4 separate regions of the Mus musculus genome follow, and all the other regions are linked to region 1. A link is a contact called in ENCODE POLR2A ChIA-PET data. All regions are on one chromosome and are shown on one strand. Each heading gives the region's core, a stretch centred on a gene start or an enhancer-like site at or near the end of the contact. The rest is flanking DNA. Distances are from core to core; before and after follow the strand shown.

What was found. ChIA-PET counts read pairs that join two places held with the same protein, here RNA polymerase II (POLR2A).
Region 2: POLR2A ChIA-PET joins it to region 1 with 13 read pairs in embryonic stem cell. The contact joins the promoter of Ehd1 here to the promoter of Malat1 in region 1. POLR2A ChIA-PET finds 5 or more read pairs at or near these places in 2 of 5 experiments (Patski and embryonic stem cell).
Region 3: POLR2A ChIA-PET joins it to region 1 with 65 read pairs in Patski. The contact joins the promoter of Mus81 here to the promoter of Malat1 in region 1. POLR2A ChIA-PET finds 5 or more read pairs at or near these places in 4 of 5 experiments (Patski and embryonic stem cell).
Region 4: POLR2A ChIA-PET joins it to region 1 with 15 read pairs in Patski. The contact joins the promoter of Znhit2 here to the promoter of Malat1 in region 1. POLR2A ChIA-PET finds 5 or more read pairs at or near these places in 4 of 5 experiments (Patski and embryonic stem cell).

Annotation. Positions count from the first base shown.
Region 1 is chr19:5,799,537-5,804,857 of GRCm38, reverse strand. Malat1 (metastasis associated lung adenocarcinoma transcript 1 (non-coding RNA)) reads left to right here and starts at 2,186. Exons shown (of 1, transcript NR_002847.3): 1 at 2,186-5,321.
Region 2 is chr19:6,274,738-6,280,058 of GRCm38, reverse strand. It overlaps Ehd1 (EH-domain containing 1), which reads right to left and starts at 3,163. Exons shown (of 5, transcript NM_010119.5): 1 at 2,681-3,163. The coding sequence starts at 3,084. It overlaps Gm14963 (predicted gene 14963), which reads left to right and starts at 3,481. Exons shown (of 2, transcript NR_168273.1): 1 at 3,481-3,766.
Region 3 is chr19:5,485,038-5,490,358 of GRCm38, reverse strand. Mus81 (MUS81 structure-specific endonuclease subunit) reads left to right here and starts at 1,980. Exons shown (of 16, transcript NM_027877.4): 1 at 1,980-2,371; 2 at 2,468-2,597; 3 at 3,252-3,334; 4 at 3,771-3,872; 5 at 4,011-4,079; 6 at 4,245-4,330; 7 at 4,734-4,871; 8 at 5,006-5,101; 9 at 5,199-5,320. The coding sequence starts at 2,237.
Region 4 is chr19:6,058,327-6,063,647 of GRCm38, reverse strand. It overlaps Znhit2 (zinc finger, HIT domain containing 2), which reads right to left and starts at 2,441. Exons shown (of 1, transcript NM_013859.2): 1 at 1,180-2,441. The coding sequence starts at 2,421. The coding sequence ends at 1,222. Fau (Finkel-Biskis-Reilly murine sarcoma virus (FBR-MuSV) ubiquitously expressed (fox derived)) reads right to left here. Exons shown (of 5, transcript NM_007990.4): 3 at 5,076-5,220; 4 at 4,449-4,504; 5 at 4,124-4,299. The coding sequence ends at 4,174. It overlaps Tm7sf2 (transmembrane 7 superfamily member 2), which reads left to right. Exons shown (of 10, transcript NM_028454.2): 8 at 41-121; 9 at 202-324; 10 at 575-827. The coding sequence ends at 735.

The DNA of each region.
Region 1 (5,321 bases), core at 937-3,436:
AGCCCTACCATTTTAAAGATTGGTTTCATTTCCCTGGCCTCCAGAACGGTCTTAGACCCTCCCCCCAGCAGAAGCAAAGCAGAAACAGAAGGTCGGGGGAGGAGAGGGAGGTGGGTAGGTTAAGAGGAACGATGAAGAACACCTTCTGCTAGTTAACTTTGCCTAATTATAGATGAATCACAGATGCCCGACACTCAGATCACCGCCCATAATTTAGGTGACTCAAGTTTTTGTCCTTTCAGAACTAAAATTCTAAAAAATTTCCAGGCCCAAAGCATCCATCAAGTGTGCCTCTAGAGAGGAACCGTTTGCACTCAGTAACATTCCATTCTTTAGGGCTTCTTACAGACAGAAAAAGAGAAAAGTAGGGCAGTTTTGCAAGGGTCACCTGAAAGCTGCTTAAACAAGCCCCAGGCTTGGTACACACAGCTTTAATCCAGCACTTGTGTAAGGACCTGAGTTTGAGGCCAGCCTGGTCCAGAAACCCTGTCTCAGGAAAAATAAATAAGGAAGAAAGAAAAAGCTTAAACTGGCCATTGGGATGGGAAGGGAGGCAATGGTCTAACACTGGACCTCCAGCTTTGCTAGAGCCCCACCTCAGTCTAAGGGTGCCTCTCTCCTTTAGTTTTATAATAGAATATTCATGTAATTTTATGTCCTTAGTGACTATCAGCCTGTATGGTCATTAAGTTCTGTCTACCCTGGGAAAGCCTCTGCCCAAACCTCCCTATTCACAGGTCCTAGAACGTAGAGGTGGGGAGCAGGACGGTGCCGCCAGGCCGTGTGCGATCGCGAGCTCTGGATCTCAATGCGCCCCGGGGCGCTGTTTCCCACGACTCCAGCAGCTTTTCTAAAAATCCAGGCAGCCTCCAGTTTACGGGATCAACCCGAGACTCGCTTCCCTTTGAAAATTCTAGAGTATAAAGTAAACGTACGAGCAAAGTATGTGTCTTAACACTTAATGGATGACATAGAGACCAAAAAAGCCATGTCCGTGGGCCCAGTAGGCCGCAATAAGGGGCGACCAGGAAACTGCAGCACAGCCCCCCGCAGCCGCCCTGCTCCCACACCAGTCATTCCAGCACCGTGGTGAAGGCGCTTGGGGGCGGGGCGGGGCGCGCCTGCGCAGCGAGGCTCTGCAGCAGAAACTTTGCCTAGACCGGCTGGAACCGGTTAGAACCGGTCGAACCCGGCCGGCTGCCAGCCCTCGATTCAGCAGCTCACAAAGGGAGGCGGCGACTCACGACCCGCGTATCCTTGCGCCTCTCCCCACCCCCTTTGTCCTCGCGACGGGTTCCGCGGTCCTCCCCGCCCTCCCTGGCGCGGCCCCCGCTTTCTGCGCCCAGTGACGCTTTCTCCATGGTCCTGGGAGAAAGAGAAAAACATCCTTTCCCCTCCGTCGTAGTTTTAGGAAGCGATGAGATAGACCTGGGGACCTTGCCGCCACGGGCCGGGCTCTGACGGTTATTAGCGCAGTGCGGGTGGTGCTCGGCATGGCCGCCAAGGTCGCCGTGCCCTCACCTGCAGCGACCATGGCCTTGCTGGGCTGAGACCGCAGCCTAACATGGCGGACGTAGGCAAGCACCAAAGCGCTCGTGTACCCGGGCTCGGAAAAGTGGCCCCGAGAGCAGCCGGAGGCTGCAGGTCGTCCCTACAGGAGCATTCCCAGTATAAACCAGTACAAAGTGTCACCACCTCAGAAGCCACTCGCAGGGCCGGTCACTTTCCGAGAGACCTCCATCTTGTTTCGCATGAAATGGCAGCCGCTCGGGGAGTTACAAAATGGGAAGTGGAAGCTGAAGCTGTGGGAAAGCCTGTTTTAACACTTGCAACATACGCTATACCCTCTGTCCTCCCAGGAAAACGCAAAAGGTGTTGAAACATCTGAAAAACTTGGGGCTCCCATTTTTAATAGCTATTAGTTCATGTTTTTTCTCCTTGTGACCAGAAATTTTAAACCTATTTGTACCTATTTAGCTGGTACAAGCTAAACATTTCTCTGTATTAGCAAGGTCCAAGAGGCCCACACGACGTCAAGAAAAATCTAGAAACTTGGAAGTCAGGATCTATTTTTAACTCTCTGAGGAACTATTTTTCTTCCTTCACCAAGGTGGTGGAGGGTTACTAGGTTCCGGTGGAGTGACGTGTCCCTTTGCAATAAATACCGGCGCTCCGGGCTCTGCGTCAGGCATTCAGGCAGCGAGAGCAGAGCAGCGTAGAGCAGCACAGCTGAGCTCGTGAGGCAGGAGACTCAGCCCGAGGAAATCGCAGATAAGTTTTTAATTAAAAAGATTGAGCAGTAAAAAGAATTAGAACTCTAAACTTAAGCTAATAGAGTAGCTTATCGAAATATTACTTAGTCTTAATAATCTAAGAAGATCTTAAGAGATAACATGAAGGCTTATTTAAACAGTTTGAAAAAGGAAATGAGGAGAAAAGTATTTGTACTGTATAATGGAGGCTGACCAGAGCAGTTTAGGAGATTGTAAAGGGAGGTTTTGTGAAGTTCTAAAAGGTTCTAGTTTGAAGGTCGGCCTTGTAGATTAAAACGAAGGTTACCTAAATAGAATCTAAGTGGCATTTAAAACAGTAAAGTTGTAGAGAATAGTTTGAAAATGAGGTGTAGTTTTAAAAGATTGAGAAAAGTAGGTTAAGTTGACGGCCGTTATAAAAATCCTTCGACTGGCGCATGTACGTTTGAAGGCATGAGTTGGAAACAGGGAAGATGGAAGTGTTAGGCTAGCCGGGCGATGGTGGCGCACGCCTTTAATCCTAGCACTTGGGAGGCAGAGGCAGGCGGATTTCTGAGTTCGAGGCCAGCCTGGTCTACAGAGTGAGTTCCAGGACAGCCAGGGCTACACAGAGAAACCCTGTCTTGAAAAAACAAAAAGGTTAGGCTAGTATTTGGAGAAAGAAGATTAGAAAATGGAAGTGAAAGACGAAGAAGACATACAGGAAGGTGAAGAAAAAGCTGTTAGAGAAGATAGGAAAATAGAAGACAAAGCATCTTTAGAAGACAGAAAAGGTACTTAAAGGCACAGGTAGTAGGAAGCCGAAGAATAGAAGATAGAAAGAAGCAAGATAGAAAAACAAAATGGAAGTTAAGACAACTTTGGATGCCAGCATTCAAGATAGGCAAAGAAGATAAGATTGAGGCCAAAAGGTTGGATAAGATATAAAGTCAGAAGGAAATTATCTTTAAAGCCATAAGTTCAAATTTCTGATGGAGCGAGCAGTTTAGAAGAGTCTTTAGACAGCCACATACAAGATTGAAGCTAGCAATCAAAGCTACTAGGACTGAAGTAAAAAGTTAAGGCAGAATGCCTTTGAAGAGTTAGAAGAATATTAAAAGCCTTAACTTGTAGCTTAATTTTGCTTGATGACAAAAGGACTTTTGATAACAGTTTCAAGATTGTCAGCATTTTGCATTGGACTTGAGCTGAGGTGCTTTTAAAATCCTAACGACTAGCATTGGCAGCTGACCCAGGTCTACACAGAAGTGCATTCAGTGAACTAGGAAGACAGGAGCGGCAGACAGGAGTCCCGAAGCCAGTTTGGTGAAGCTAGGAAGGACTGAGGAGCCAGCAGCAGCAGTGCATGGTGAAGATAGCCCAGGAAAGAGTGCGGTTCGGTGGAGGAAGCTAGGAAGAAGGAGCCATACGGATGTGGTGGTGAAGCTGGGAAAGGGTTCCAGGATGGTGGAGCGAGAGCGAGTTGGTGATGAAGCTAGCTGGCGGCTTGGCTTGTCAACTGCGCGGAGGAGGCGAGCAGGCATTGTGGAGAGGATAGATAGCGGCTCCTAGACCAGCATGCCAGTGTGCAAGAAAGGCTGCAGGGAGAGCATGCGGTGCGGTAACATTCCTTGAGGTCGGCAACATGGTGGTGGTTTTCTGTAACTTGGATGGTAACTTGTTTACTTTGTCTTAATAGTTATGGGGGAGTTGTAGGCTTCTGTGTAAAGAGATATATCTGGGGCTGTATGTAGGCCTTTGCGGGTGTTGTAGGTTTTTCTTTTTCAGGGTTATGTCCTCTTGCATCTTGTCAGAAGCTTTTGAGGGCTGACTGCCAAGGCCCAGAAAGAAGAATGGTAGATGGCAAGTTGTCTTTAACCGCTCAGAGGGGAATGAATGGTAGAGCCAGCACAACCTCCCAGTTTTGTAAGACGTTGTAGTTTGAACAGATGACCTACCACAAGCCTCACTCCTGTGTAGGGGAGGTAATTGGGCAAAGTGCTTTTGGGGGAATGGGGGCAAAATATATTTTGAGTTCTTTTCCCCTTAGGTCTGTCTAGAATCCTAAAGGCAGATGACTCAAGGGAACCAGAAAAAAGGAAATCCACTCTCAGGATAAGCAGAGCTCGCCAGGTTTACAGTTTGTAGGAAGTAGAGGATGGATGCTAGCTTTCACACTGAGTGTGGAGGAGCTGGCCATGGCGGAATTGCTGGTAGTTTACTCTTTCCCCCTCCCTTAATGAGATTTGTAAAATCCTAAACACTTTTACTTGAAATATTTGGGAGTGGTCTTAACAGGGAGGAGTGGGTGGGGGAAACGTTTTTTTTCTAAGATTTTCCACAGATGCTATAGTTGTGTTGACACACTGGGTTAGAGAAGGCGTGTACTGCTATGCTGTTGGCACGACACCTTCAGGGACTGGAGCTGCCTTTTGTCCTTGGAAGAGTTTTCCCAGTTGCCGCTGAAGTCAGCACAGTGCGGCTTTGGTTCACAGTCACCTCAGGAGAACCTCAGGAGCTTGGCTAGGCCAGAGGTTGAAGTTAAGTTTTACAGCACCGTGATTTAAAATATTTCATTAAAGGGGAGGGGTAAAACTTAGTTGGCTGTGGCCTTGTGTTTGGGTGGGTGGGGGTGTTAGGTAATTGTTTAGTTTATGATTTCAGATAATCATACCAGAGAACTTAAATATTTGGAAAAACAGGAAATCTCAGCTTTCAAGTTGGCAAGTAACTCCCAATCCAGTTTTTGCTTCTTTTTTCCTTTTTCTTTTTTTGAGGCGGGCAGCTAAGGAAGGTTGGTTCCTCTGCCGGTCCCTCGAAAGCGTAGGGCTTGGGGGTTGGTCTGGTCCACTGGGATGATGTGATGCTACAGTGGGGACTCTTCTGAAGCTGTTGGATGAATATAGATTGTAGTGTGTGGTTCTCTTTTGAAATTTTTTTCAGGTGACTTAATGTATCTTAATAACTACTATAGGAACAAAGGAAGTGGCTTTAATGACCCTGAAGGAATTTCTTCTGGTGATAGCTTTTATATTATCAAGTAAGAGATACTATCTCAGTTTTGTATAAGCAAGTCTTTTTCCTAGTGTA
Region 2 (5,321 bases), core at 1,914-4,413, 470 kb before region 1:
CCACTCTTTCAAAGTCAAAACCAGCCTAGGAAGAGAAAGCCAACAGAGGGATATTAGTGAACCCTGGGTAAGGGCTTAGCTGCATATCAGAGTTCCATGTTGAGCTAGGAGTTTAGCAGAACAGCTCAGAGCAGCTATCAGCTGATGTAAAGGGTGGGGTTCTTTAGTGGACAGAGAAAGGGCTCCTTTAAAAAGCTCTCTGAGCAAAGAAAATACAGACGCAAGGTCTGCCAGATACAGGCTTAAAACTGGGCTTTCCCCAGTGGGGAGCAAGTAAGTGAGTGTCTCCTGTGGCTCCACACCCCAAGTTATGATGGTGAGTCTCCCCATGGGCCGGGGACAGCAGGCCAAAGGGAAAAAAAGCACTGTGTCCAAGTGTAGCAGAGCCCAGTGCTGTAAGTCACTGCACACCACACCTCAATTCCCCTTGCCTGGGAAGAAATCCTCTACTCAATGGAGAGAGAGTGAAAGAAAGCCAGAGTGGAAGTGGAGCTGGCGCTGAGAAGTAACAGACACAAAGAGGTCCCATAGGCACATCTGCAGGTCCATGAGAACCCACTACTCCGCAAGGCCCGGTAAGGGGACCACAAGAAAGGCAAGAGGCTGTAAGGATGTCTCCCTAGGAACAGGGATGGGGAGTTGAGTCCTTAGGACTAGTGGGTGGGTCCAGCTAAGCAAGCAGGGGCGTTCACAAACCCCTTTTGGGATTGCTTTATGCCTGTCTCCATTTGTTCCTCTCACTATCTCTGAGCAGCCCTGGGGGGGGGGGGCTAATAAATCAAGTTCATGACTCAATGGGTCCCTTTAAGAGTTCCAGGAAAAGCTGTATCAGCCAGAGAAAAGCCCCCTTTGTTGTGCCCTCCCTGGCCAGAGGCACATCCTGACACAGCTCCGGTCTTGGACTTCACCAGCATTTAGAGACCCTCTGGAATTGGTGGTGGCAAGAAGGAAATGGATGTATAGTTCTTGGATCCCTGTACCCCAGGCCAGACCTCCTAAGTTGTTTCTTTTGGGAGGACAGAGGTAGTAGTGAGTGTACAGGGTACACAGCCTTATTAACCTTGACAGTTCAGCAGGACCTAGGATTCATGAGTTACTGAGTGAGCTGGGGGCTACTGGGATGGTGTGGGCGGTCCTCTAGCCCTTTAAGTTCTGAATTTCCACAGGTGGGAAACTGAGAAGGTGCCAAGTTCCTCATTTCACAAGAGGTCTGCCCTCACAGTGAGGTGAAGACAGAGGAAGGCAGCAGCAGTTGGAACAGCAAGTCTTCCAGTCTCTCCTGAGGCAGAGACCTAAAGCATGAACGAACTCCTTAGCCCAGCAGCCAAACTTCTCTCAAGACCAAAGGCTCCCACCAACTGCAATCTGAGCCAATGGCCTACCTACAGGGGCGGCAAAGCTCAAACATCCTTAGGCAAAGGCTCCAGGCTAAGGGGACTTGAGCATAGTATACAACCCAGGCTGTCAAGCACACACCATTATCATAAAACAAGATAGGCTGAAATTGCCTAGAAGGGACAAAAGGACGTTAAAGATCAGCTCCTTGAAAGGAGGCAGGCCTGGCAGCAAGCTTGCTCTAGAACAAGCTGGCCCGCCCTGTTGGGCCGGACAGTGTCTACAGAGGAATGTGCTCACACAGGGCGGAGACCTGGAAAGCAGGATTCACATTCTTTCCAAGGCTGTTCCCCTAGGCAGAATGCAGAAGTCGAAAGGCATGTAGAGTCACTCCTTGAAAGAGGGAGCAGAGAGGGCAGGGTCTGTGAGTCCTGTCATACCTCCTGTGGGAGGAGTCTGGGATGCCCCAATGCCCTTAAAGATCCTGGGTGTTAAGAGCTCCTCAGGCAGGCCACTGTGATTCATTCATAGCATCCTGAGGGGCTGACTCTAACTCACCGGGAACTGGTTAAGCTGAGACTCCAGGAGACACACGAAGTCTATCCAATCTATCCTAGACTATGGGTCTGGTCATTTCAGGAGCCACAGTGTTACCACCCCCTGAAGTCCCTGAAGTCTCCTGAGGCAACACTGACTTAAGCTTTTTTTGTTTTGTTGTGTTTGAGACAGGGTTGTCTCCTGTACTCCTGGCTGGTTTGGCATTCACGTAAGTGCTGCTTTTAGGAGGGGTGTTGGGACTCCTTCATCCCCTGCCTTCAAAGGGGGCTGCCCCCAAATCAGCAGACCAAAGCATAGCCTCCGCGCCCTTCCTACACAAAACCACTGGTCCCTGGAGATGTGACGCAGAGAGTGACACACTAGCAAAAGGAACATCTAAGTCTCGAGGTTTCCCAGGACACACACTTTAAAAACGGACCCCAGAGGAGGAGGGGGATTCATGAGAATGAGCTGGGTGCCTCCAGAATGAGGAACAAGAAAGGGGGGACAGCAATGGTTCATCTTCTCACAGCAGCCCCCCGCTCTGTGGGAAGTAGGTCTGGGGTCTGCAGGAGGATGTGAGAGTTAAACTGAAAACCTGGAAGGTTCTGGGAATGACAGAAGCCAGAAGAGTGGACGATGCCTAGTCTCTAACTTCTCTCGGGTAGTTAGTGGGACGCAGCAAAGCCGGTGTCCCTGGGAGTGGTCGCCTAGGGTCTGGCGGGGGCTCTCGGAGACAAAGGCCGGCTGGGGGCAATGGCTCCGGAGGCCTTTGGTATCCTCGCGCTGGGGGGCAAGGGGTGGGTACCTGTTGAGGAAGGCGTTGCCGAAGGCGTTGAGCTTGCGGAAGGGGCGCCGCGGGTCCACGACGAGCGCGTTGCCGGGCACCACGCCCTCGGTGGGGCCGTGCATGACCGCGATGAAGGAGTCGGTGGTGGGCTCCGGCCCGATGCGCATCCCCGGGAAGTCCTGCTCGATCAGGTGGCGGATGAAGGTGGTCTTGCCGGTGCTGTACTGGCCGACCAGGAGCACCATCGGCTTGTTGTCGAAGTCAGCGTCCTCCAGCGCGGGCGAGTGGAACTCGTGGAAGCGATAGTGCTCCTCCAGCGGCAGCAGCTTCTGCGCGTACAGCTGCCGCAGCCCCTCGGCCACCGTCTGGAAGAGCTCCGGCTCCTTCTTGCGGCGGGCATCCTTGCTCACCCAGCTGAACATGATGCCGGAGACGGGGCTGGCTGCTACAGGACGGAGCGGTGGCTGAGCGGGACTGGGGCGCGCGGCCGAGGAGGGGCCGGCCGGCCGGCGGAGGGCAGAGGGGCAGGGGGCGGGGCGCTGCCCGCACCGCGCAGGCGCAGGCTCGAGGGCCGGCGTGAGGACCACGACAGCGCCCTCTGCCGAGGGTCGCGCGAACCTCGTCGAGCCGCCCCTTTATAATAAGCCGGAGCCCGGCGTTCCCGCACGCTGGCCGCCGCCTCGAGGCTGGCCCGAGAGGAGGCGGGGGAAGAGCCCTCCAGGCCCCGCCCCATTCGCGTGCCACGTCCTCTTCTGCTTCCCATTAGCTGATTTCAAATATCGCGAGCTCGTGGCTGCGGTGCCTTGGCAACCGCACCTGTTTTGCTCCGCCCCTCGAGGGATGGCTCGTGGAAGTGTGGCGGTCGCGGGTGCCAGAGTCTGGCGTCGAGATGTACTAAGTCTGAGCACCATCTAGCACGTGTGGGCTTCCGGACACCCCCAAGTACTTCAGCTGCGCTCCCCAACTGCAGTGTTTCCGCTGGCTAGGAACTCCCAAAAGCATCGGGAGCCTCACCCTTTGGTCTTTTAGCGACTCTGGAGAGGGACAGGACAGCGGGAATAGGGAAAGCCGAGGGAGTACAGGACACCGGGAAGAGGAATATCGGTAAGGAAGGAGGAAGAGTGCGCTGGGACTCCACTCAGACTGATGGGAGAGGGACACGGCAATGGAAACAATTGACGTGACCTAGCGGGGAGTTTTCACCAAGGCGGTGCCAGCTGCGGAATGGGGTAAAAAGTTGCAGCTTTCTGGCTAGATGAGTTTGGAGGAAGTGAAATCGGAAATACCCTTTGTAAGGAAGAGGGGCAGTGTTGAGCAACAATGAAATGTTGTGGGAACTTAGGGGAAATTAAAAGCCCCAAAATTTCCGCTTTCCTGTCAGGGACACCACCAGTACCATCTCTTGTTCCGTTCTGAGTCCCAACCTGTTTCCAGTTGGTAGCTGTTCCCCACCATCATACCTGGCCACACCTAAGCCCCCTTGGCTGTGTCTGCTGGTGTCTAGTGGGTGATGTCAGAGATTTGGGGACTATGATTGTTAGGTAACTAATATCAGGTCACCCAAGTGGCAGGAGGATCTAAGGGCCATTGGAGAAGTCTAAAAGGCACCGGAGGAGTTGTTTAGCACACAGTTGTGGTCTCAACTGTTTGGAAAGGTTGGAGGATCACTTGAACCCATCGATTTGAGGCCAGCCTCGACAACAGACGCTGTCTTAAAAGAAAAAAAAAAAAAGACAAAATATTTATCGATGAGGCTAAATTCATAGCTTAGTGGTAGAAGCACTTGCTTAGCGTGCACAAGCCAGTAGGGCCCATCCCCAACAGCACTAGAGCCAACAGAAAATCATGGGAACTTGAAAGCCTTGGATCCCACTTGAAAACTTTGATTTGGAAGCCTGTGAGCTAGACACCTATGTGGGGTTAGGCGGGGAGAAAACAGTGGGATCTCACAGGAAGAAAGAGCCGTGTGTATATTGAGGGATCTCAGTCAAGTGGGATCCAGAGAAGGCAAGGTGGGAAGGTTCAGAGATCATTGCCAGAGACAAGCAAATCCCAGCCTGCCTGCAGGCTCTGGGCCAGGCTTCTTCTTTGATCTGGAGTTTCTCCTTTTTTGTGTGGTGGGGGGGGTATTGTGAGTGTGCCATTTGGTGAGTGTGCTATGGGGGTGTGAGTGTGCTATGGGGGGGTGGGATGAGTGTGCTATGGGGGGGTGAGTATGCTATGGGGGGGTGAGTGTGCCATGGGGAGGCAAGTGTACTTTGGTGGAGGGGGTGAGTGTGCCACGGGGGGGAGGGGGATGAGTGTGCCATGGGGGAGTCAAGTGTACCATGGTGGAGGGGGTGAGTGTGCCATGGGGGAGTCAAGTGTACCATGGTGGAGGGGTTGAGTGTGCCATGATACAAGTCAGAAGACAACTTTCTGGAGTTCCCTGTTGAGGCTAGACTTTGATTCTTCCTCCCAGCCCCATGCTCCCAGGAATAAGACTCAGACTAATAATGTATTTACAAAGATCTAGGCCATAAGCTAGGCTCTTCTCTGACTAGATCATAGCTAAATAGAACCCATTTATAGTAACCTACATTCTGCCTTGGCTGGTTACCTGTGCTCAGGTAGCATGCTCCTTACATCTTCCTGGCAAATCTCCCACCTCCTCCTCTCT
Region 3 (5,321 bases), core at 731-3,230, 310 kb after region 1:
AGGCGGAGGCCGAGAGGCGTGGGCTGTTGCACGGAGAGTGAGCCCATTGGTGCAATGGACCAAAAAACGCTCTGAGCCAGAGGCCCATCGTTTGATAAAAATGACCTGAATATAATTCTCTACTTTCTTTATCCCAGAAATTAAGTGGTTTTTTGTTCTTTATGGTTCCTGAAAAAAGATTTTGAATCATCAGCTTGGGATCCTCTCTCACAGAAAAGAGAATCGCCAAGTATAACGGTGTCTTCAAGCCAATAGAAATGCTCCCGTGGAGTAAAATTTCAACAAATAGGATTTTTTAAAAAACAGGAAATGCTAACATAAAAAGTTTGAGAGCTTTGGCGTTGTCTAAAGACGTTTGGCAAATTGTTAGATCAAACGTAATTCATGGGGGAAGGGTGAAGAGTTGTGCACTAAAAATTTCCTTATGGCCGGGCATGGTGGCGCACACCTTTAATCCCAGCACTCGGGAGGCAGAGGCAGGCGGATTTCTGAGTGCGAGGCAAGCCTGGTCTACAAAGTGAGTTCCAGGACAGCCAGGGCTACACAGAGAAACCCTGTCTTGAAAAATCAAAAAACAAAACAAAACAAAACAAAACAAAAAAAAAACTTCTTTATGTTTCTTTTACGATACAGGAAAAGGAATACTTCAATTTAATTCCAGAGTTGATAGGTTTATGATCATTTTAGCACAAAGACTGAAGAGAATCTATATGAAAGCAAAAGTTTAAAATAAACTGGGGTGGGAACTCCAGGAGAATTTCTCTGACCTGAAACAATGACCATGGCCTTAGAAAAAAAGGGCAAAGTCGCAAACAACTCAGAGGCAAAGGAAACCGGGGCCCTTGACCTCCCCAAGCTGAATAAAGGGTGTAAAAGAGGAGCTTCCCCAGGAGCGAGGCAGCACGCAGAGGATGCCGGGGGTTGTAGTCAGGGGATTGTAGTCAGACTGCACCCGTGGGCTACACTGCGGGAGCTCCAGGTGACTGCACCCGTGGGCTACACTGCTGGAGCTCCAGGTGGAGGCCGAAGCTTGACCCCCTTCTCTCCCAAGGGCCCCTCCTAAGGAGAAGGCTGGCTCCACCTTTTTCGAGACTAGCAGTTTCCCAGAGCAACGGGGGGAGGGGCCACGCAGTTACCCTGGAGACGCACTCCTTCCGCCCCTGGTCGCGGGATGCCCTAGATGTCCTTATTAGGGCATAAGCCTCCAGAGGGCGTGCCCAGTCCAAGCGCCAGCTGCAGGCTCCTTATAAGGCTGCTTGAGGAAAGAGGCGGGTGCACAAAAGCTAGACTGAGAAGAGGGTCTGCGAATTGGGCTCCCGACGACTTCCGGAGTGACAGCGTGACAGCTGAAGACCGTGCGTTGTTCCAAACACTGAAGGGACCTCTATGTTCTATTGAGCCCTGTGTCCCTCAGCTTGAGACATCCCTGCCCCAGCAAGGTTCCCACCTTCATCCTCCCTGAGGCTCCTTCACTTTTAATGAGCCACAGAAGCGAAGTGTCTAACTAGCATCCCCGGGATCCAACCATGTGCCCACATTCGAACTCTCCACCTTCTAGGATACACCTCTTATTCCTCCTTGAAAGGGAGGAATTAAATACACATCTTCGCCATTCACCTAGCCTGAGTCTTCTGTGCACAAATATCCCCGACTTGGCACATTTCGAGATCTTTCTGCTTCTGCCTTAGCTTTATTTCATTCCTTGTACCCCTTTAAGATGTCCCTCCCACAAATATTCTTGGACTTGTGTCCGTCCCTCTCCTCCACTTTTCTTAAGCCCTCTTTTTCCCAGCCTCTTCTACGATAGTGAGCCTGAAATAGCCTTATGAGACCTTGAAGCAAGCCAAGTTCAGGTTTCTGAGTGTACCCCCACACCGGCCCTCCCAGTCACAGGGGGCGCTGTCCTCCTTTTTAACAGTCAGTACACAAAAAAAAAGAGTCTGCTCTCGAATTTTTGGGTGAGAGGAAAGGGTGGGTCAAAGCTCCATGGCCTGGGTGGGGCCTGTCCAAAAGGCTGGTGCCGGCGGGCGAATGGGGGCGGTTCTAAGGAAAGGCCGTGCAAACCGAGCTAGCCTCTTACTGCATAGTACATGGCGAAAGGAGGTCATTCCATGAGCTGGTGCCCTGCTAGGTTGGAGAGACCCTACCCTCAAACAAGTGTTCTTATACCAACTGAATTGTCGCGATCCTAGTCTCAGGGGTTTTTTGAGACTCTGAAGGAGCCAGTCTAGTTCTTATGGCGGAGCCGGTCCGCCTGGGCCGGAAGCGTCCGCTGCCCGTTTGCCCCAACCCGCTCTTCGTTCGTTGGCTGACCGAGTGGCGGGACGAGGCAGCCAGCAGGGGGCGCCACACGCGTTTCGTGTTTCAAAAGGTGAGTCCCAGCTGTTTCTGGTGACAGTGCTCTGGCAGAGTCAGGTGATCCGTGAATCCTAGTTTGATAAGCTCTCTTCTCCCTTGTGTTCGCCAGGCATTGCGCTCCCTCCAACGGTACCCGCTACCATTGCGCAGCGGGAAGGAAGCCAAGATACTCCAGCACTTCGGAGACAGGCTCTGCCGCATGCTGGACGAAAAGCTGAAGCAGCACCTAGCATCAGGCGGTGAGCACCTCAGGGAGTTGGTGTCTCCTAAATTTCTTAGGTGCAGGCTGTGTCTACTCTGGCTTCAAATTACCCCCTCACAACGTGGTTGCTGTTCGACCCACGACTAGTGATTGTTGATGCTCCCTAAGCCTCCTGGTTCTCAACGAACAGAGCTAGCCGCCTGAGATTGGTGGCATTGTGAAACAAGTCTGTAACCATTTAGGAGGTGGGGGTAGAAGACTCAGGCGTTCAAGAGCATTCTCAATTTCATAGTGAGTTCGAGGCTAGCCTGGGCTATCTGAGACTATCTCCAAAAAAAAAAAGTGACATGGGTAGGGCATGGTGATTTGTACTTTTAATCCCAACACCCAGAAGAAGCAGGGGCAAGAGAATCTTTGTGAGTTTGAGGTCAGCCAGGGCTTGACGCAGTGAGCCCCTGCTTCCAAACCAAAACCCCAATTCGGGGGAATCCAGCCCCTACTTCTGACCTCTTCTAGTATTGCATGCAAGTGATGCATAGACATACTCACAGGTGAAACACTCATACACATACAAGAAAACACAAAAACGTTTTAAAATATGACACTCAAATTCACACACTGAGCAACTCCATCTAAGCTCCTCCGGGCAGCCAGACTGTGTGCAGGACTAACTCTCTTCTGATCTCTATAGGTGACCATGCCCCCAGCTCACCATCTGGAAAGAAGGGAGCCAGCAAAGGGCCACCTGAGCAAGTCCAGGACTCTTCCATGCCAGTGAGGATTGGGAAAGGAAGTAGAAAGCTAAATGGGGGGAGGGGTCGTTGATTGTAGACTTCTTGGTTTGAGGGGTTGAACAGCCCTGGATCCAGCTCTTATTGATTGAGATTGGCTTGGGACAGTCTCTTACCCTCTTTGAGAGGCACCACCTTAAATCCTAAGTAGGATTATTGGGATCACGGTAGTCAGACTCCCAAAGAGAGCTGCCAAAAGATCCAGCCCAGGAAGTTGTGGGACGTGTACCATGTTACTGTTCTCCAGGGGTTGGGGCTGGGCCTGGGCCTGGGCCATACCCCCAACTTTTGCTCTGGCCACCATCACATTCCAGATTTACTAGGGCTTGTAGCCTCATCTCCCTCGCCAGGCCCATGGGGCCTGCTGAAACCTCAGCTGACAGGCATTGGAATTCAGCGAGCCCCTCTGTCTCTCTCAGGTTCCCACCCAGCCTCAAGCAGGAAGCACCAGTGTTGGCTATTGGCCAGCTCAGAACTCAGGTGCTCGAGAGATCCTGCTGCAACTCTACAGGGAGCACCTGGTGAGCAAGTCAGGCGCGTGGGTGGGGCAAAGCAGCAGGCTCACAGAAATATGCCTGGACAGCATGCAAACTGGCCACCGCATAGCAGGGGGAGGAGCGCTGGACCTGAACCTACGCTCACTTCAACCATTGTTTCAGAATTCTGATGGCCACAGCTTCCTAACCAAAGAGGAGCTGCTGCAGAAGTGTGCCCAGAAGACCCCCAGGGTGAGCATCTTCTGAGAGTGGGCAGGTAGATCCCATGGCAGCTCTCCCTCCATGGCAGGCACCCTTGGTATGCAGCCTGATCCAAATGTGGCATATGGCTAGGGGCCCGGGAAGTGTAGGCTTGGAGTATTAGGGACTCTCTGAGGGTCTCCATCCCTTTCACAGGTAGTGCCTGGAAGTTCGAAACCCTGGCCTGCCCTCCGGAGCCTCCTCCATAGGAACCTCATCCTTGGAACGCATCGGCCAGCCAGGTTGGGCGAGCAGCAGGGAGCACACAAGGCAGGGATGGGACACATGCAGGAATTAGGACATTCTTAGCCTCTCTCATGGCCCAGAAAATCTCACACCTGGTGCTACTGAGCCTGGGGATGGCCAGCCTGCCTGCTAAAGAGCCTGATATTGGAGATCTGGAAAGTATAATCCTCTGAGGGGAGGGAGGACGGTGTGGTGCTGAGTGAAGACAGGGGAAGGACTTGGGAGACACATCACAAAGCTGAGACACAACTAGGGAGGTCCTGAGGAAGTTGACCTGAGGGACAAGGACACAGAGGAGATGGAGAGCCACTGAACTTCTATCCAGGCTCACCTAATGGACAGAAAGAGAGCGTGCCAGGGATAAAGAAGACGGAACTTCATGTGTCCCTCACCTCCCAGGTATGCACTCACACCAGAGGGTCTGGAGCTGGCTCAGAAGCTGGCCGAGGCGGAAGGCCTGAGCACTCGGCACGCTGGCTTTAGGCCAGAGGAACATCACGGAGAGGACTCAGCAGTTCCAGAAGCCTTGTCAGAACCGTAAGAAAAAGAAATGGGGGCAGCCATACCTTTCTCCCTGAGACTAATAGCTGAACCAGTTGCCCCTGGGATTTAGGGGAACTACCCTGGCACTGAAGGTTCTGGCCTTATGCATAGCCTCCATTCCATTATAGTGGCACCACCGAGGGGGCCGTCCAGCAGAGACCACTGGAGCTAAGGCCTAGCGAGTACAGAGTGCTGTTGTGTGTGGACATTGGCGAAACCAGAGGGTAAGGAAATAGGGGAAACTGTAAAAACGACTTGAGGATGCTGGAATGTGGCGAGTGCTGGCTCACCCTGACTTGGCCTTCCTTCTTGAAATATCAGGGCAGGACACAGGCCAGAAATGCTCCGAGAGTTACAAAGGCTGCGTGTGCCCCACACCGTACGCAAGCTACACGTTGGAGACTTTGTGTGGGTGGCACAGGAGACCAGGCCCAGAGACCCAGG
Region 4 (5,321 bases), core at 1,192-3,691, 260 kb before region 1:
CTCCTACCTCACCACCTGCTCGTACCGTACCTTCCCTCAGTTATTGGTTACTACATCTTCCGAGGGGCCAACTCCCAGAAAAACACATTCAGGAAGAATCCTTCTGACCCCAGCGTGGCTGGTAAGCTGGGTCTCTTAGAGGTTATGGGTGAGATGAACCAGGAAGGCTCTGTGGTTCCGTTTCATTAGCTGTATTTCTAGGTCTTGAGACCATCCCGACTGCCACGGGGAGGCAGCTGCTGGTGTCTGGGTGGTGGGGTATGGTTCGACACCCCAACTACCTGGGAGATCTCATCATGGCTCTGGCATGGTCTTTGCCCTGTGGTGAGTGGGTTTTGGAGTAGGTCGGTGTGCCTGGTGGGAGGACTGACTAATCAGTTAATGGAGGTGGACACAAAACCTATGACCCGACACCCTGTGTGCCATCAGCTGTGAAAGCTTTTATATGAAATGGGTGCTAGTGCCTGATCATGCAGCCCCTTCCCACCAGGGCTATCCCATGGGTCCCTTCCCTCCAGGGCTATCCCATGGGTCCCTTCCCTCCAGGGCTATCCCATGGGTCCCTTCCCTCCAGGGCTATCCCATCTGCTGCCCTACTTCTACGTCCTCTACTTCACTGCACTGCTGGTGCACCGCGAGGCCAGAGATGAGCAGCAGTGCCTCCAAAAGTATGGCCGTGCCTGGCAGGAGTACTGCAAGCGTGTGCCTTACCGAATCATACCCTATGTCTACTGAAGCAGGTCCACCTAAGAGGTTGAAAGCAAGAGGAAGCCACTGCTTCCAGAAGGAAAGTATTTTTCCCTGTTGAATAAATGTTTTCAACCTTTCCTGTGTTTTTCTTCTATCCTGGGGCCAGTGACTTGAGGCTTGGGGGTGACTAGTTGACTAAGGAAAGCTTAGAAGTGGTTTGTGGGTCCAAAAGTCTGACGAGGAGAGACAACTGGGCACCTCAGGCCTGGGGGATGTGATGTAGTTCAGTTATAGAGTGCTTGTGTAGCACACAGGACGCCTCGGCTATTCAGCACTGTGTACATTAGCAAGGTGGTTAACCCCTGTAACCTCTCACTGTCCAGGTGGGTGACAGATCAAAGTTCCAGGGTCATCCTCAACTACACAGTAACTTCAAGAGAAGCCTAGGACAGGGCACTATCTTTACGGAAAAGGCACTGCTGACATTCGGGCAGACCAGACACATCTTTATTAATGACATGGATACCCAGTTCAGCCAGGGAGTTCCTCAATGAGAGTCCTTGGAGTGGGTGGCACTGGGCCTCCCCAAAGCCGTTCTAACTCTCCAGTAAGCGTTGCCATCTCCTCAGCTGTCACAGCATGGGCTCGGTGGGCTCTGGCACAGTCTAGCGCCAGGGGTGTGAGGGCAGCCTCGTTTTCGTTGGTCCAAGCCAGCAGGAACTGGCACTTCTTCCGAGCCCGGTAAAGTCGATCTCGCTCTCCACCAATCACAGCCTGCTTCCGGGCTCGTCCCAGGGTCTGAGCTAGGTGCCCCAGTGCTGTCAGAGTGTAGCCTTTCTGATTGACTGGACCCTCGCCCAGCAGGATTCGGGCAACTTCTTGCATAGCACCCCGCGTACCCAGGGGCCCAGGTGGGTGCTCGCCCGCTTCCAGTACGTGGGCTGCGGCCTGCAGGGCTTCCTCTGTAGAGCCAAAGACTTGCTGGGCTCCCAGGGCCCCAGAAACATCGAGCAGGGTGGCACAGAAGTCAGAGAGTAGCGCGTCGTCGTCCCCTCCATGATACAGGGCGAGAGTATGAGCGTAGGCGAACAGCACGTTGGGCAGCTGGAAGCGCACCAGCGGCGATGCCGGGCTGCGGCTCAGACTGGCCAGTGCTGGGATGCGAGCAGGCAATGCTAGCGGTCTGGCGGCACAGGAGTCTTCAGCAAATGGCTCTGCGGCAGCGGCATCATCCCCAGATTGCAGCGCGGTCCTCGCAGGGGCGGGCTCCGGCTCCGCAAGATCTCTGTTCGCGGCATGATCCAGCTCCTCCAGCAAACGTGGGCCGGTGCCGCGGCCCCACCACCAGGGCCGCCACGGAGGCAGAAGGCGTCCGGCTTCGCCACGGCTCAGCAGCCGCTCGAACGCCGCCTTCTCAGCCGGCGTTAAACGTTCCCAAAGTCCAGAAAGGCCGCCCGGCCGCGCCCCGGGCCCGAGGCCTGCTTCCTCGGGCTCATCCTCGGCCTCGCGTTGTTCGCGCAGCCGGCGTAACGCGCCCGCCAGACGGCTGGGCGAAGCGCTTCGGCCACGGAGCTCTCGCAGCACTTGGTCGCGGTAAAAGTCTTCGGCGCAGGCGCCGTGCGCCCGGTAGCAGCGCAGCGAGCAGTAGGGAGCATTGCAGCGCGGGCAGGTGTAGCGCGCAGGCAGCGCTTCCCCGGCCGGGCAGAAGCCGCAGAGCCCAGCGGGCTCCATGGAAACTGGTGCCGCCTGTCCCGTATCAGCTCCGCCACTTCCGGCGCTTCTTTGGTTATTTCCGCCTTTATGTGTGGGGGTGGTTGGCGGGCGTGGCCTCCTTTCCGCACATTTCCGAAACTTCTCGGTAACTTTCGTGTCTCCAGTACTTCTTTGAGCAAGCGCAGAAGTCGTCCAAACTCTTCCAAAGGAACAGGTTTGCTCGCCGAATTTGGGAAAATCATGTCGCTAATCCCAGTTTGTTCTTTATGGTTGTACCAAATTGTACAAAAATAAACTACCTTTTAAATAACAAAACTAACCACCACCACCACCAAACAACACACCAGGGTCTTAGCAGGGCGTAGTGGCATACGCTTTTAATCCCAGCGTTGGCAAAGGTAGTCTGATTTCTGTGAGTTCCTGTAGTCAGTGCTTTCCAGGATACAGCTACATAGTCATGCTCTATCTTGAAAAAAGAAAAGGCCAACAAAATAATAACAACAGGCCGGACAGTGGTGGCGCACGCCTTTAATCCCAGCACTTGGGAGGCTGAGGCAGGCGGATTTTTGAGTTACGAGGCCAGCCTGGTCTACAGAGTGAGTTCCAGGACAGCCAGGGCTACACAGAGAAACCCTGTCTCGAAAAAATATTATTGATAATAATAACAGACAAAAATAAATGAATAAACCCGACATGTTTAACAAATCTGGAGCTCAAAATACGTAACACGTAAGCATATCAAATTGAGGCCAGCCTGGGCCTATGTGAGACCCTGAATCAAACAAACAAACAAACAAAAAACAACAAAACGATAACGAGGGGCTGGAAAGATGGCTTAGCAGTTAAGAGCACTGACTACTTCCAGAGGTCCTGAGTTCAAATCCCAGTAACCACATGGTGGCTCACAACCATCCATAATGAGATCTGATGCCCTCTTCTGAGGTGTCTGAAGTCAGCTACAGTGTACTTACATATAATAAATAAATCTCTTTTAAAAACCAACAATGTGGGCTGGTGAGATGGCTCAGTGGGTAAGAGCACCCGATTGCTCTTCCAAAGGTCCCGAGTTCAAATCCCAGAAACCACATGGTGGCTCACAACCATCTGTAATGAGATCTGACTCCTTCTGGAGTGTCTGAGGACAGCTACAGTGTACTTACATATAATAAATAAATAAATCTTAAAAAACAAACAAAAAAAAAAAAACAATGTTTTCCCTCAAGTTGTGTTGAAATTTAGTTTGTATTGTTAAGCATTATGAGGTCTATAGAGGGGTAGATGGGTGATCTGCCTTAGTGGATCATCTATAGGGCATGCCTGTAACAAAAACACTAGTGCCGTCATAATGGAAAGTGAACCAACACAAACCCAAAAGCTGTCTGGCAGAGCCCATAGAATCTGTACCTTTCCAATACCACTTGTCACATTTCTGTATTTCGGCTCAGCTATCCTTTCAGTAAACACATCCTCTGTGATCTTCTAAGGATTCCTTGTTTTTTTGTTTTGTTTTTCAAGACAGGGCTTCTCTGTGTAGCCCTGGCTGTCCTGGAACTCACTTTGTAGACCAGGCTGGCCTCCAACTCATAAATCCACCTGCCTCAGCCTCCCAAGTGCTGGGATTAAAGGCGTGCCCCACCACTGCCCCCCCCCTTTTTTTCCTACTTGAGACCAAGGCACTTTGCTAGCCTCTAGTCACAGCCTTACAAATGAAGAAAACATAAGAAGTCTGGACACAGTGGCTTTATTAGCATGGCAGGGTGGCAATAGGACTTAGGAATTGGCATTGGGGCCCTTCTTCTTCCCAAAGGTGGGCACAACATTGACAAAGCGCCGGTTGTACTGCATTCGCCTCTTGGCCCGGCCTGTCTTCTTCTTCTTCTTTTCCTGTTTGGCCACCTGAGGAAAGGAAGGACTGATCAGACCCTGGGTGACCTCTCCCATGCCTGCCCACCAGCTTCTCTCCATAAGAGAACACAGACGGGAAATCCAAAGGCCTTCACTTGGCTGTGATAGAAAGAAACAAAGTCCAAACACCAATCACTCACCTTGGGAGTCTGACCTCTCACTTTTCCAGCCCGAGCCAGGGAACCGTGAACTTTACCTGTGTTAGGGGTGGGGAAAGGGATCAGGTTAAGTAGCAAGGTCACGCCCAGAGCAACTCTTCCTCCCTCAACTCTTGAGCTTTTTAATGACAAGTTGGGCCCAACAAAGAATGAAAGTTGCACAGGCTTAGAGACAGGGTCACAACATAGCTGTCCACGTCTTGTCTTCCACTTCAAGTCACAACCAGTTTGTGCAGTGCTGAGAGCTGACAGATACTAAGGCAAGGACTCTAAAAACCAATCCATACTCTTAGCTAACATTCTACACACAGAGCAAAGACAGGAGGAGCACACTGAGAACCTAATAACAAGACTTTAATTATTATTACTTTCCTTTTGCTTTTTTCCTAGACAGAGCTCCTCTGTGTAGCCCTGGTTGGCCTGGAATTCACAGTGATCCGATTGCGTCACTGCCTCCCTACCACCAGGTTTTAGTGGGGATACTGAAAACCAGACTTAACTATCACTACGATCTAAAGTCCCTAGAAGGCACAAGTATACTATCAGAGAAAGGACCTATCACATGGTTTACCTACAGACATTCCATTAGCTCTGAAAAAAAGCACTCACCTCCCAGCATGCGGCCTGCTACTTCCAGAGTGGTCAGGGCCTCTACGCCACACTGGCCTAGGGTGGCCTCATCCTCCAGCGGCGAGCCTGCCAGAAGCACGACTTGATCTTCGGGGGCAATGCCTTCCAGGGAGGCCACATGATCCTTAAGGAAAAAAAGGAGCAATGTTTATAAGTAGACAAACTTTCCCCGTGGGCCTGGAGGTAAAGGAGTGCAGTTAGGAATCAGGGATCAGTACATACTTA